Linked DNA regions of Mus musculus: region 1 is linked to region 2. A link is a contact called in ENCODE POLR2A ChIA-PET data. All regions are on one chromosome and are shown on one strand. The core of a region is the stretch at or near the end of the contact, and the rest is flanking DNA. Distances in the headings are between cores, read along the strand shown. Region 1 holds the start of Fahd1 (fumarylacetoacetate hydrolase domain containing 1). Region 2 holds the start of Meiob (meiosis specific with OB domains).

Evidence for each region. ChIA-PET counts read pairs that join two places held with the same protein, here RNA polymerase II (POLR2A).
Region 1: POLR2A ChIA-PET joins it to region 2 with 14 read pairs in embryonic stem cell. The contact joins the promoter of Fahd1 here to the promoter of Meiob in region 2. POLR2A ChIA-PET finds 5 or more read pairs at or near these places in 3 of 5 experiments (Patski and embryonic stem cell).

What each region holds. Positions count from the first base shown.
Region 1 is chr17:24,846,322-24,852,150 of GRCm38, forward strand. It overlaps Fahd1 (fumarylacetoacetate hydrolase domain containing 1), which reads right to left and starts at 3,981. Exons shown (of 1, transcript NM_023480.3): 1 at 2,575-3,981. The coding sequence starts at 3,780. The coding sequence ends at 3,097. Hagh (hydroxyacyl glutathione hydrolase) reads left to right here and starts at 4,169. Exons shown (of 9, transcript NM_024284.2): 1 at 4,169-4,347. The coding sequence starts at 4,272.
Region 2 is chr17:24,801,597-24,807,338 of GRCm38, forward strand. It overlaps Meiob (meiosis specific with OB domains), which reads left to right and starts at 2,786. Exons shown (of 14, transcript NM_029197.1): 1 at 2,786-2,816.

The sequences.
Region 1 (5,829 bases), core at 2,731-5,230, 46 kb after region 2:
TCTCCCCACTGGGTCTCACTCCAGCTCTCTCCCACTTGCTTTGTAGGTGTTGCTTTCTGCCTTTTCTGTTCCTGATGATCTGTTTATAGGACTCTGGGATCAAACCCAAGGCAGCTATAATTATAGGCCTGTGAGACTGGGACTGGCCTATTGCTCACTTTTTATAGATGCTCAATGAAATATCTATCTATCTATCTATCTATCTATCTATCTATCTATCTATCTATCTATCTATCTATCTATCTATCTATCTACCTACCTACCTACCTACCTACCTACCTACCTACCTACCTACCTATCTTCCTACCTACCTATTTGAGTCAAGGTCTTACTATGTAGCTCTAGCTGATCTGAAACTCCCTCACTTTTTATAGACACCCAGTGAAAAATTTATTTAAGAAAAGATGTCACTATGTAGCTCTGGTTGGTCTGGAACTCCCTTGGTAGACCAGACTGGCCTTGAACACACAGAGGTTTACCTGCTCCTGCCTCTTGAGTGCTGAGATTAAAGGCATGCACTCTAATACATTAAAGCAAAAACAAATATCTAACAGGTATGAAGAAATATTCTTGCTAGACTAACATTATGAAGTTATTTTCATATGTGATTAGCAAATTATTTATATATATATATATATATATTTTTTTTTAAGAGCCTATATATTACTGGGTGTCCTGAAATGTGTATAGACCACACTACAGAGTGCTGGGATTAAAGGTGTGCACCACTATGACTGGCCAACAATTTGTTGTTTTTAATTTTCATTTTATGTTCATGGGTGTTTTGTCTGCCAATATGTCTGTGCACCATGTTCATGCAGTGCCCACAGAGATCACAGGGTGTTGGATTCCCTTGGAGTTAGGCAGTTGTGAGGAGCCACGTGGTTGCTGGGGTTGAACATGGATCTTCTGGAAGAGCAGACAGTGCTCTTAACCTCTGGGCCATTTCTCCATATCTGAAAATTACAGATATTGAATCTACTGAAGGGTAGTTTGACTTCATTGACTGTATCTTTTAGCTTTTTCATAGGCTATATTTGTTTAAAATAAGTAGAAGGGATATGTATCTTCTTGGTGTTGGGGTTACTGTTATTTTAGCAGGAATTGAGAACTGGATTGGTTTTGATTCCTGCATCCAAGGATTTGTGTAATGCTGATGTCAGATGTGTGTTCCAAAGCTCATTCTGCTGCTTGATGGACATTGGCCCCATGGCCATTGTGCATTCTGGGCACTAGCTTGTGCCCTCAGATTGCTTAATTCATCTGTTAACTTGGTAGATATCTCAGCTCAACCTTGTACTTGCTAGCTAGACTAACAGTACATTGCAATATGAACACACCCTTTGACTTTGGGAACCCAGCCACAGCAGTTAGAAATTAACAGCGTGTTGATTCCACAAGCAAATCCTAATGTCTAAAATCAGAGGGCTAACCTGGACTCACTCATGATCAATGAAAATCATATTGCAGAGGCGCTGACTGATGTGGAAGTCACAATAGCTAGGATAAGCATCAGGTAGGAAAATGGTATGATGTAGTATTTAGCTATTCTTTCAGCAGCAGTCAGGCAAATAGGGAGAGGATCATGAGTTACAGGCAAGCCTGAGCTACATAGTGAGACCCTGTCTTAAAAAAAGGATGTGGAAGCAAATTATTTTAAAACAATATTTATATAGACTTGGAAGAATTTATATCAAATGTTTAACTTCGACTGTCTCTGAGTAGATGAACCATAAGGTGTTTTGTTCCTTTCCCACCTAATATTCCTCACTCATCTATAATAAACATTGATTGCTAAGTAATTCAATAAACTACTAGAAGATAAAAAAATGGAAAACTTAGGTCAGGTGGTTTATGAAGTTCAAGGTCAACCTGAGCTACAATAGTGAGACTCTTAAAAATCATATTTCATATTTATCAAATAGCACTATGGGACCTCATAATAAATAATTAAGCATGGGGCTCACAGAATACCTAAATGCTTAAATTTTCTTATATATCTACTTATATGACACTACCTATGCTGTAGTTAAAACTTCAGGTTCTGAGTTTGTGACAATTTCATTACAACTTGGCTCTACTTCAGTTCTATCTTCTAAGTCTGCATTGTCATCAGAAATAATAATAATGCCAGTGGTATAGCTTTGCAAAACAAACAAAAAAAACAAACAAGAAACCCAGAATACACAGAAATATGGAATGAACTATGGTTGGCATATTGCCTTACAGTAATGATAAACTACTAACAAGATGTAACATGCCTTCTTAAAGGGACCAGCAGGCTCCTATGTACCCTCTCAGCAAAAGCCACTATCTAATTCTACAAGACTCCACTAGGCCCTGACAACTGTGCTGTGCATCCTGACAGGCATTTTATCAGGGAGGGGTGCAAGCATGAACACACACAGCATCTCCAGGCTTGTCAGTTCCCTAGGGCCTGTGTCTTTGAGGTGGAAGTATTGGTTTATGTGGTTAATAAGTTAAAGAGGCACAGTGCTCAGGAAACCAAAGGCCAAGGTCCTAAGTCCCAGAGGAAGAAGTGCTCCCCACCCTGGGAAAAGAAAGTGCTCTTTTCAGTCACACAGAAATGGTCTTTATTTGGAAAACAATTTCAAAATTATCTTCCAAACTCAGAAGCCACACCCAAAGTAAACAAGGCAGGGCTGCAGCAAGAGCTCACTTAACAAAATTCTTATCTGGCTTTGAGGTGGAGGACTTTCCCAAGTAAAAATCAACTGGAGTGCTCTGTACAAACAGCTTTCCTAAAGGCCAACAGCATTAATGAGTTACTTCCTTTGCACTTTTAAGTCTGGAGGTATAGACTTCAGAATGATTTATTGAAAAGTCTATTCAGTTCAGTTTTAGAAAAGAAAACTACAACTTCTCAAAGTTTAGTTTAACATTGCCCTCTTGGGAAGCATTCTATATCCTTTAGCTTCGTTGTTCCTGTTTCTATTTCAGTCCCAGGTCTTTTAGATCACGTTATTTTTTAAGGATTCATCTTTTTTGACATGTCTAGCATAATTTTTAGATTTTCATTATTAGTGTCATTTATTTCCCTTGCTTCTGTCTCCCTTCCCCTTTGGCACTCTACTCTCAGTATTCTGATCTTTTCACCTTGAACCTCATACTAACCACCCCATCTATGCCGGCCTCGATCTCATCGTTTTCTTTAATTGGCCCAACTCCCTTTGGAGTCCCGGTCAAGATAAGATCTCCTTCTTCCAAGGTTATTATCTTAGAAACATAGCTGATGATGTAGGGGATGGAAAAGATCATAGATGATGTTTTGCCCTCCTGCCTGAGCTCTCCGTTGACCTTGAGCCACAGTCTTAGGGCATGAGGGTCAGGAATCTTCTCCTTGGGCACGAAGGCACTGACCGGGCAGGAGGACGTAAAGCTCTTAGCCAGGGTCCACGGCAGCCCCTTCTTCTTGCACTCCTCCTGCACATCTCTGGCAGTCATGTCCAGGCACAGGGCATAGCCGGCCACGTAGTCCATGGCTGCAGCCTCCGGGATCGCTTCACCACGCTTGCCCAGAAGCACTCCCAACTCCACCTCGTGGTGGAGGTTGCGGCAGTAAGCGGGCATTAACACCGGTGAGCCCTCGGGAGCGTACGCGGTGGACGGCTTCAGGAAAAGCACAGGCTCACTCAGCACGGTGCTGCGCATCTCTTTGACGTGATCTGCATAGTTCCTCCCCACGCAGACGATATTCTTGCCCCACTCCCAGAAACGAGACAGCGGTTTGGTGGAAGCCATAGTACAGCTTTGGGTCATGTGACCACCGACTCCCCCGGACTACGGCGGCCTCCAGAGGACTGGCTTCGGACGCTGTCCAGGTCGGAGCGGCCCCGCCCTTCCTTGCGCAGCAGCGGGACGCTGAGGTCAGCGAAAGGTCTCTGCGTGCAGGCGACTGCCCCAGAGAGACGAGGAGGCTCACGCTCAGCCTCCTCCAACACCCACTTGCAGACCGAGTCTACAGGCCAAGGCTGCTAGGGCAGCTAGGGAACATTTTGGGGGGGGGGGGCAGGAGCTACTACTGATTGGCTAGGGGCGGCGCGGCGGTGCGAGACAGGCACTGGTTGGCTGTGAACTCTATGGGCGGTCACTGATGGATTGAGGGCGTGGCATTTTGGTAAAGAGCAGGAGTTGGTTGGTTGGGAGCAGTAGGAGGACGACACTGATTGGTTGCAGTCGCCAACGCCAGTGTTGATGCCCACGACGCTGGTGTTGCGGACTCCGCGACCCGGCTGTGCACCCCGTGGGTCATGGTGCTGGGTCGCGGGTCGCTGTGTCTCCGGAGCCTGTCAGCGCTGGGAGCCACCTGCGCGCGCCGTGGTCTGGGTAAGTGTGTCTAGGTACTGACGCGGCGCGGCCGGGTGCTGGAGGCCGGACGTCGGTTGGGCGAGCCCTTGCTGTTTCCAGGCGCAGGTGCTGAGCGCCGCCGGGCGGGCGAGAAGCGGGGCCGGGCGTGTTGAGGGCCTTGGAATAGGCATCTGGCGCTGGAGGGGTTCGTGGCCCGGGATCGAGGCAGAGGGCTGGCACCTGCTCCCTCCTGGCCAGAGTCCGACTCCAGTTTTGGGGTTGCGACTTTAGTTTTTAAGTCGGCTTTTCCTCTTAACGTCTGATGTGGCGACAGTGGGTTGCCAAAGCCCCGGAGCTGGCCAGCCTGAATTCAGCTAGCCGGGAACTTTGGAACAATCGTGATTGAAAGTCTATGAACCATCTTTATTAAGAAGTCCGCTCGTTGAGAACAGAAGTATGGGTCTCCATTTAAGGGATACCCCTTAGTGTCGCTGCTGAAGGCTGTTTAAGAGCTAGGCGATTTAAGAGCTAGGTACAATAACTACTGAGCAGCCGCTCAGCTTTTGGTGCCGCAGAAGCCCTCCTGGTGAGAAGAGGCAACTCTGAAACGTTTTTTGACGTTTGAGCAATATAAAACGTGTCTGTGGATTTGACCTCAATTCAAACAGAATGTCCCTAGTTGCAAACTAAGGAGCTGGGAGCGATGAATTCCTTCCATAGGAGTGATCGCATCTTCTTCAGAGCAGTCAGGCTCTCTTCCGACTAGAGTGGGTTGAGCACTGGTAATAACATGATCTTTATCCATGCAGGTTTGTTGTGTTTTACCAGGAAGTACATAAAAGGGCTCGTATTCACCTGTTTCTCACCCTCCGCTGTCCATCGGCGTGGATAGTGCTAGGGCTTAGGGGAATTCAAATATTACAGAAACCTGATCTTATAGAAATGCTTATTTTGCTGAACATGAGAAGGGGTCTGGAAAGTGCCCAGCTGTTGTGCCAAAAAAGGAGAAATGGGGAGCAGGGTTGTGACAGAGCACTTCCCTAGAATGCTTAAAGCCCCAGCACCACAAATTCAGACAAAAGTACAGTGGAGTCCCTTGGTCATTTGCTGCCTCCTTGGCCCACTCCAAGACAATCCTTCGGTGATAAGTTCTCTGCCCCTCATGCTTGAGTCCCAAGCAGCAGTTTCTTCTTTTCAGGAGCTTGCACTGTGTGTTTTCCATTATGCTGGCCATAGCTGAGAAAATACTGTTCTCTCCTTGGGCTGGAGGCCTGAGAAGGGCTGAAAGCTTAGAGGATTTAAGTCCATTAGTGCAGACGCCATGACTGGAGAGTGAGCGGCCATGCTCTGGTGCCTTGTCCTGCCATCTTTAGGCCTGAGTCACACCACAGGCAGGTAACACAGCCTGTATGAACTCTTAAGAAGAAATACCAAGCTCTCAAGTCTAGGGTGAGGTGTAGATCTTTCGAGTTGCGAGTAGGAGCCCCTGGGGTTCTGTCCCTTCCCCTGCCAAAAAAAAAA
Region 2 (5,742 bases), core at 1,536-4,035:
GGGGGGAAAATCAAGATTTTATGTCCCTTTAAAGACAAAGACGTGGGTCAGCAAAATGGCTCAACGGGGAAAGGTGCTTGCTGACAAGCCTGATGACTTGAGTTCCAACCCTGGGACTCAAGTGGAAAAGGAGAGACATGGTTCCTGCAAGTTGTCTCCTGATCTGTGACACACACACACACACACACACACACACACACACACACACACACGCATGCACGCAAATTAAAGGAAAAAAAAGAAAATGTTAAAAAAAAAAAAAAAAAAGACAGTAGGTGGAAGAAGGATCAGAGGTTCAAGGTCATTCTAGGTTACATAGTGAGTTGAAGCCAGGCTAGGCTACATGAAAACCTGGTTCAAAATCAAAACAAAACAATACATAAATAAATAATAAAAGAGAGAAACTGGAACAAATATAGGAAGAATTTTTACATGTATGTGTATGTATGTATGTATGTATGGTATATGTGTGTACATATTACAGCACCGCGCACAGCATGTGTGTGAAGGTCAGAGGACTACTTGACTTGCGAGAGTCAGTTCTCAACTTCTACCGTGTGGGCTCCAGCGATTCAACTCAGACGACTACACTTGCACAGCAAATGTTTCTACCCACTGAGGCATTTCACTGGCCCAGGAGACTAACTCTGCTTAAAGTTATTTTTCTATTATTAAGTTTGAAGTGGTGAGAAGTACTTCATTCATTCTGCCTTCCATTATCGTTTGAGATTTTTTTTTTTTTTGTTTTTTTGAGACAGGGTTTCTCTGTATAGCCCTGGCTGTCCTGGAGCTCACTTTGTAGACCAGGCTGGCCTCGAACTCAGAAATCCGCCTGCCTCTGCCATCCCGAGTGCTGGGATTAAAGGCGTGTGCCACCATGCCCGGCCGAGAATTTTTTAAATGAAAAATAAAAATTAATTTTGATGATGGAAGGAAACGACTCTAATGGTGTTTTTGTACTCTTGTTTTTGTGTGTGTGTGTGTGTGTGTAAATGCTTTCTCCACATGCATGTATGCACACTGCATGCCTGGTGCCAGCAGAAGTCAGAAGAGGACTTTGGATTCTCTGGAACTAGAGTTATGGATGGCTGTGAGCTACCATATGGGTGCCTGGAATTGAACTTGGGCCCTCTGTAACAAGTGTTCTTAACGGCTGAGCTATCTCTCCAGGCACTAATGGTGTTTTTAAATTTGAATTTAGTTTTCGACAGGGTCTCACTGTGTAGCCTGGGTGGTCTGGAACTCTCTATGTAGACCAGATTGGCCTCAAACTCAGAGATCTGCTTGCGTCTGCCTCCTTAAAACTGGGATTGAGGGCATGTGCTATCACTCCTGGCTTACATGCAGTTTTCTTTTGTAATATATGTTAACATATGGCTGCTTAATATTTGTCAGAGAAACCGAAAAAAAAATTAAATAATACTAAATGTTGACAAATTTAATAGATTTAGTGATAGGACCTTAACTTACTTATTTCAATAAGTACTTCATTAATGAAAGTCAGAGTAAGATTTTTATATGGTAGTAATTTTGTTTGTTTGAGACAGGTTCTAGATAGTCCAACTTGGCCTTTTTTCTTTTTTTTTAGGTCTTCATGAGCTGAGCTACTCATGATCCTGAAACACATGATTCTCCTACTTCAATCTCTGAAGTTCTAGACCAGCCTGGTTTACAAAGTAAGTTCTAGGACAACAAGGGCTGTTACACAGAGAAACCCTGTCTTTTTTGTTGTTTTGAGTCAGGGTTTCTCTGTGTAGCCCTGGCTGTCCTGGAACTCACTCTGTAGACCAGGCTAGCCTTGAACTCAGAGATCCACCGGCTTCTGCCTCCCAAGTGCTGAGATCAAAGGCATGTACCACCACCTCCTCCTGAAAACCCTGTCTTAAAAAAACAAAAGCAACAAAAAAATTAGTATTATCTATTTTAAGCTCAGCATAATGGCTCATGTCTTTAATCACAGAACTTCCAAGGCAGAGGCCTCTGAGAGTTCAAGGTCAGCCTGGTCTACATAGTGAGTTCCAGGACGGCCAGAACGACATCATAAGACCCCGTCTTAACGTCCCTGCCCCCAAATAGTATTATCTATTTTATATAATACTGTGGTATTTTCAAATAGTATTATTTTACATAATATTATATGTGTACCTCCTGATATATATGGTATGTGGTAAAACCAGGGAAACTCCTTTAATAAGAGCATCTGGCCATTTCCTCTTCCACAACCCTATCGGTTTTTATATCCGTGTCTTCCTTCAGTTCACTTTCTGCTCTAAATTAAGAATATTTCACTTAAGGTAACTTTGTGCTTTCTCGGAGACGTGTGCAATTATAAGACATTTATGAGGGTTGCTCAGTGGGGACAGCCTGAGACCCTAGTCAGGATCCCAACCAGAGAACTGCGGCAAATGCCTAGCCTGCTTCCTTAGCGACTTCCCCCTTTCACTAGCTCCTGTGCGGTGCGTGGTCGCCGCTCCTGTCTTCGAGTGACCCCGAAATTGGCTTTTCTGGGTCAGTACCTACGGCCGACTTGGCCTCCACCACCTGAGTCCTTAACAAAGTTCTCCAGTCCAAGGAATGGGTAGTGCCTCTCCCCTAACCGTGAACACGTGCGTGAGACCCGCGGCCATAGGGGCGGAGTCCACAAGCGCTGGGGGCGGAGTCAGTGGGGGCGCGGTCAGTAGGGGGCGGAGGGGGCGGGGCTCGAGCTAACGGTCGGGGACTCCAGGCGGTTCGCCCACCGGGCTGTGGGAAGGCCTAGAGCGTGACCGGCGTCAGGTGGAACCCCGTGGGTCACCTAGCGGGCCCGGAAGTATCCGGTGAGCCGCGACCCAGACTGCCTGTTTCGGCATCCGGCCGGCGGCGCGGGACCGCGCTCCGGTTCTGAGAGCTGGTGCCTGAGCTGAGGGGAAACTCGCGCGGGGTCGCACGCGCCGACGTCCCCAAGGTTCTCCGCGGTGCGCGCGGCCCTCGGTCTGTCAGGTCCCTTCCAGTCAAGACTCACTCATTCGTGTCTCTTCTGCCCTGCCCGGTTGCTTCTTGTCAGGTTCTACCCTGCCTGTCCACTCCTGTCAGCTCCCTCCCAGCCCGTCCATTTCCTGTCAGGTTTCTCGCTGTCACGGTCCCAGGTTGTTAGTGTCCCAGGTCAGCGTGTCTCTCGAGGTCAGAGCCGTACTGTCAGGTTCCATTCCGGCAGATGGCTCCCATGGAGTTGCTTACCCTCCACATCCTCACCCTGTCAGGCTCCCCAGGACAAGAATGAATCCCGTAGGCAGGCAGGGGTGGTTGGTGCACTCCTTTAACCCCAGGCATGCAAGAGGGGAGGCAAAGGCAGGCAGATCGTGGAGTTCCAAATCAGCGAGTTCCAGGGCCGCCAGAGCAACACAGAGAATCCTTGTTTCGAAAAACAAAACAAACAAAATTCCAGAGACAGGCCTTTTTAGTTGTTTGTTTGTTTGTTGAAACAGGCTCTCCCTACGTAGCTCAGGTTAACCTTGAACTTGTGATTCACCTGCCTCTGCCTCCTGTGTTTGGATTACAAGCCAGCACCACTCCAAGCATCAGAGGAAATGGAGAAAAATGTTCTCTTTCTCCTCTCCCTGCTTACCTTTCTCTTCCTTTCTTTCTCCTTTCCTCCTTCCTTTTCATCTTCCCGGAATTGTCTGGTTCTTTCTTTCCTTTCAAATCCTTCCTCCATCCCTCCCTTCTCGAGACAGGGTCTCAGGTAGCCCAGGGTGGCTTCAAAAATTCACTATGTAGCTGAGGTTAGCCTTGAACTCTTGATTCTCCTACCTTCACTTTCCAAATGCTGAGATTGCAGGTATATGTCACCATATCTAGCTGGAAGAGAGGTTTTAAGGAGGAAGGGAGCCTGTCAGTTCTCAAGGATAGGGACAGGATATATCAGAAGCCTACATGCAGTATGTATGTATATCATATAGGATCCAGGAGGATAGAGTATGTAAAATATATATACATATATAATATGTTATATATATGTTAAAACATCTATATAAAATGAGTAAAACATATATAATACATATATTCCTACAGATTACTTTCCCTGACCTCATGTCCCACTTGTTTCCCCTTACTTCTACCTATAACACCCCCTGGTTACCACTGTTCTTTTCATTATATCCAGGATTTTGCCTTTTCCAGAATGACACACAGTTGGAATAATCAGAAACATGTTAAAATACTGAGTGGGAATGGAAAGATGACTCAAGGGATGAGTGCTTAGAACAAAGGGATGCAGATGTGATGAATTTGGATCCTAGCACCCACATAAAAGTGAGGCATGACTGCACTTGTGGGGGTTGGAGATAAGAGATCACTGGTACTTGCTAGCCTTCAGTCCGTCTGGCTTTAGTTTCAGTGAGAGGCTCTGTTTCAAAGAAATAAGGCAAAGAGAAATAGAACTGGCTTCTTCCTCTGGCCTTTGTGTACATTCATGTACACACATGTGCATATAAACTATACATACCGCACATGATGATGATGTAAAGATGTCAGGTGCCACGATGGATGTGTAGAGGTCAGAGGACAAGTTTTGGGAGTGGACTCTCTCCTTGCATCATGTGATTTCTGGTGATCAGATTCAGGTTGCCAGTCTTGGTAGCAAGAGCCCTTACTCAGTGAGCCATCTTATTGACCACCCCCTAAATTTTTATGTTTAAAATTTTTATTTATTTATTTTTTTGACAAAAGCAGTGCTAGGTACTACCATAGAAAGTTACTAACACTTTCCCCAGTGTGGTAGCCAGGAGGTCAGCTTTCTAATGGACAACTCAAGAGTGTTTGGAAGAAAGGAGACTTGTTGCACTAAGAGAAACAAATCCTAGTCTTATAAAACATTGTTACAAAACTTGTGGTTTGTGGTGAGAGGTTGCAAAGATACCCTGTATAGAAATAACATCATGGAGAACTCTTCCTTAGCATAAATCTGTAGAATAAAACAGAAAACATAGGAAAGTCATTTCCAAGTTCTCTGAAAGCTTCCTTTACCTAGAATAGCAAGCTATAAACCACACCTGTTTTTCAACTAGAATTCATATCTATCTAAAAAGTTAGCCGTAACAATATTATCTTCAAATTATAAAATGATTTTTGTTTAGGACTTCATTTGATCCAGTCTACAAACAGTAGCAACTATGTGTGATACCCTGAAGTACCTAGTCCTTTGTGGTTACATTAGAGGAAGAGACAAGGTACAGCTCTGATCTTATGAAGCAGCCTTATAAGGAGGAGACAGACACAAAGAATGAGTAGCAGGAAAGGCCTCATCTTGGGACTAATATAGAAGAGCCTGTCCTTGGAAGATTGGAAGGTGGTGTGACTGGGGAAAAAAAAGAAAAAAGGCAGCTGCTTTTTCCCAAACCCCACATCTTCTCTGGTCTAGGGGAGTAAGGCACTGGAGGGTGGTTTGAAGAGAGGTGGAGACAGTAAAGGCTCTTCACACTGCAGGCTATGGCAAGTTTAGACTTTGTTCTCAATGCTCTGGAAAGGTTTATAAAGCAAGGAAGTGATATGATCTAAAAGATGGTTTGTCATGTGGAAAAGAGACAGACAGATGGAGAAGATCAGAACAGAAGCCGAGTATTGGGCATAATGGGCTAGAGAGATGGCTCCATGGTTAAGATCACTTGCTGCTCCTCCAGATGACCTAGGTTTGATTCTCAGGGTGTTTCACAACCATCTATAACTCTAGTTCCAGGAGATCTGACGCTTCTGGTCTCCTTTGGC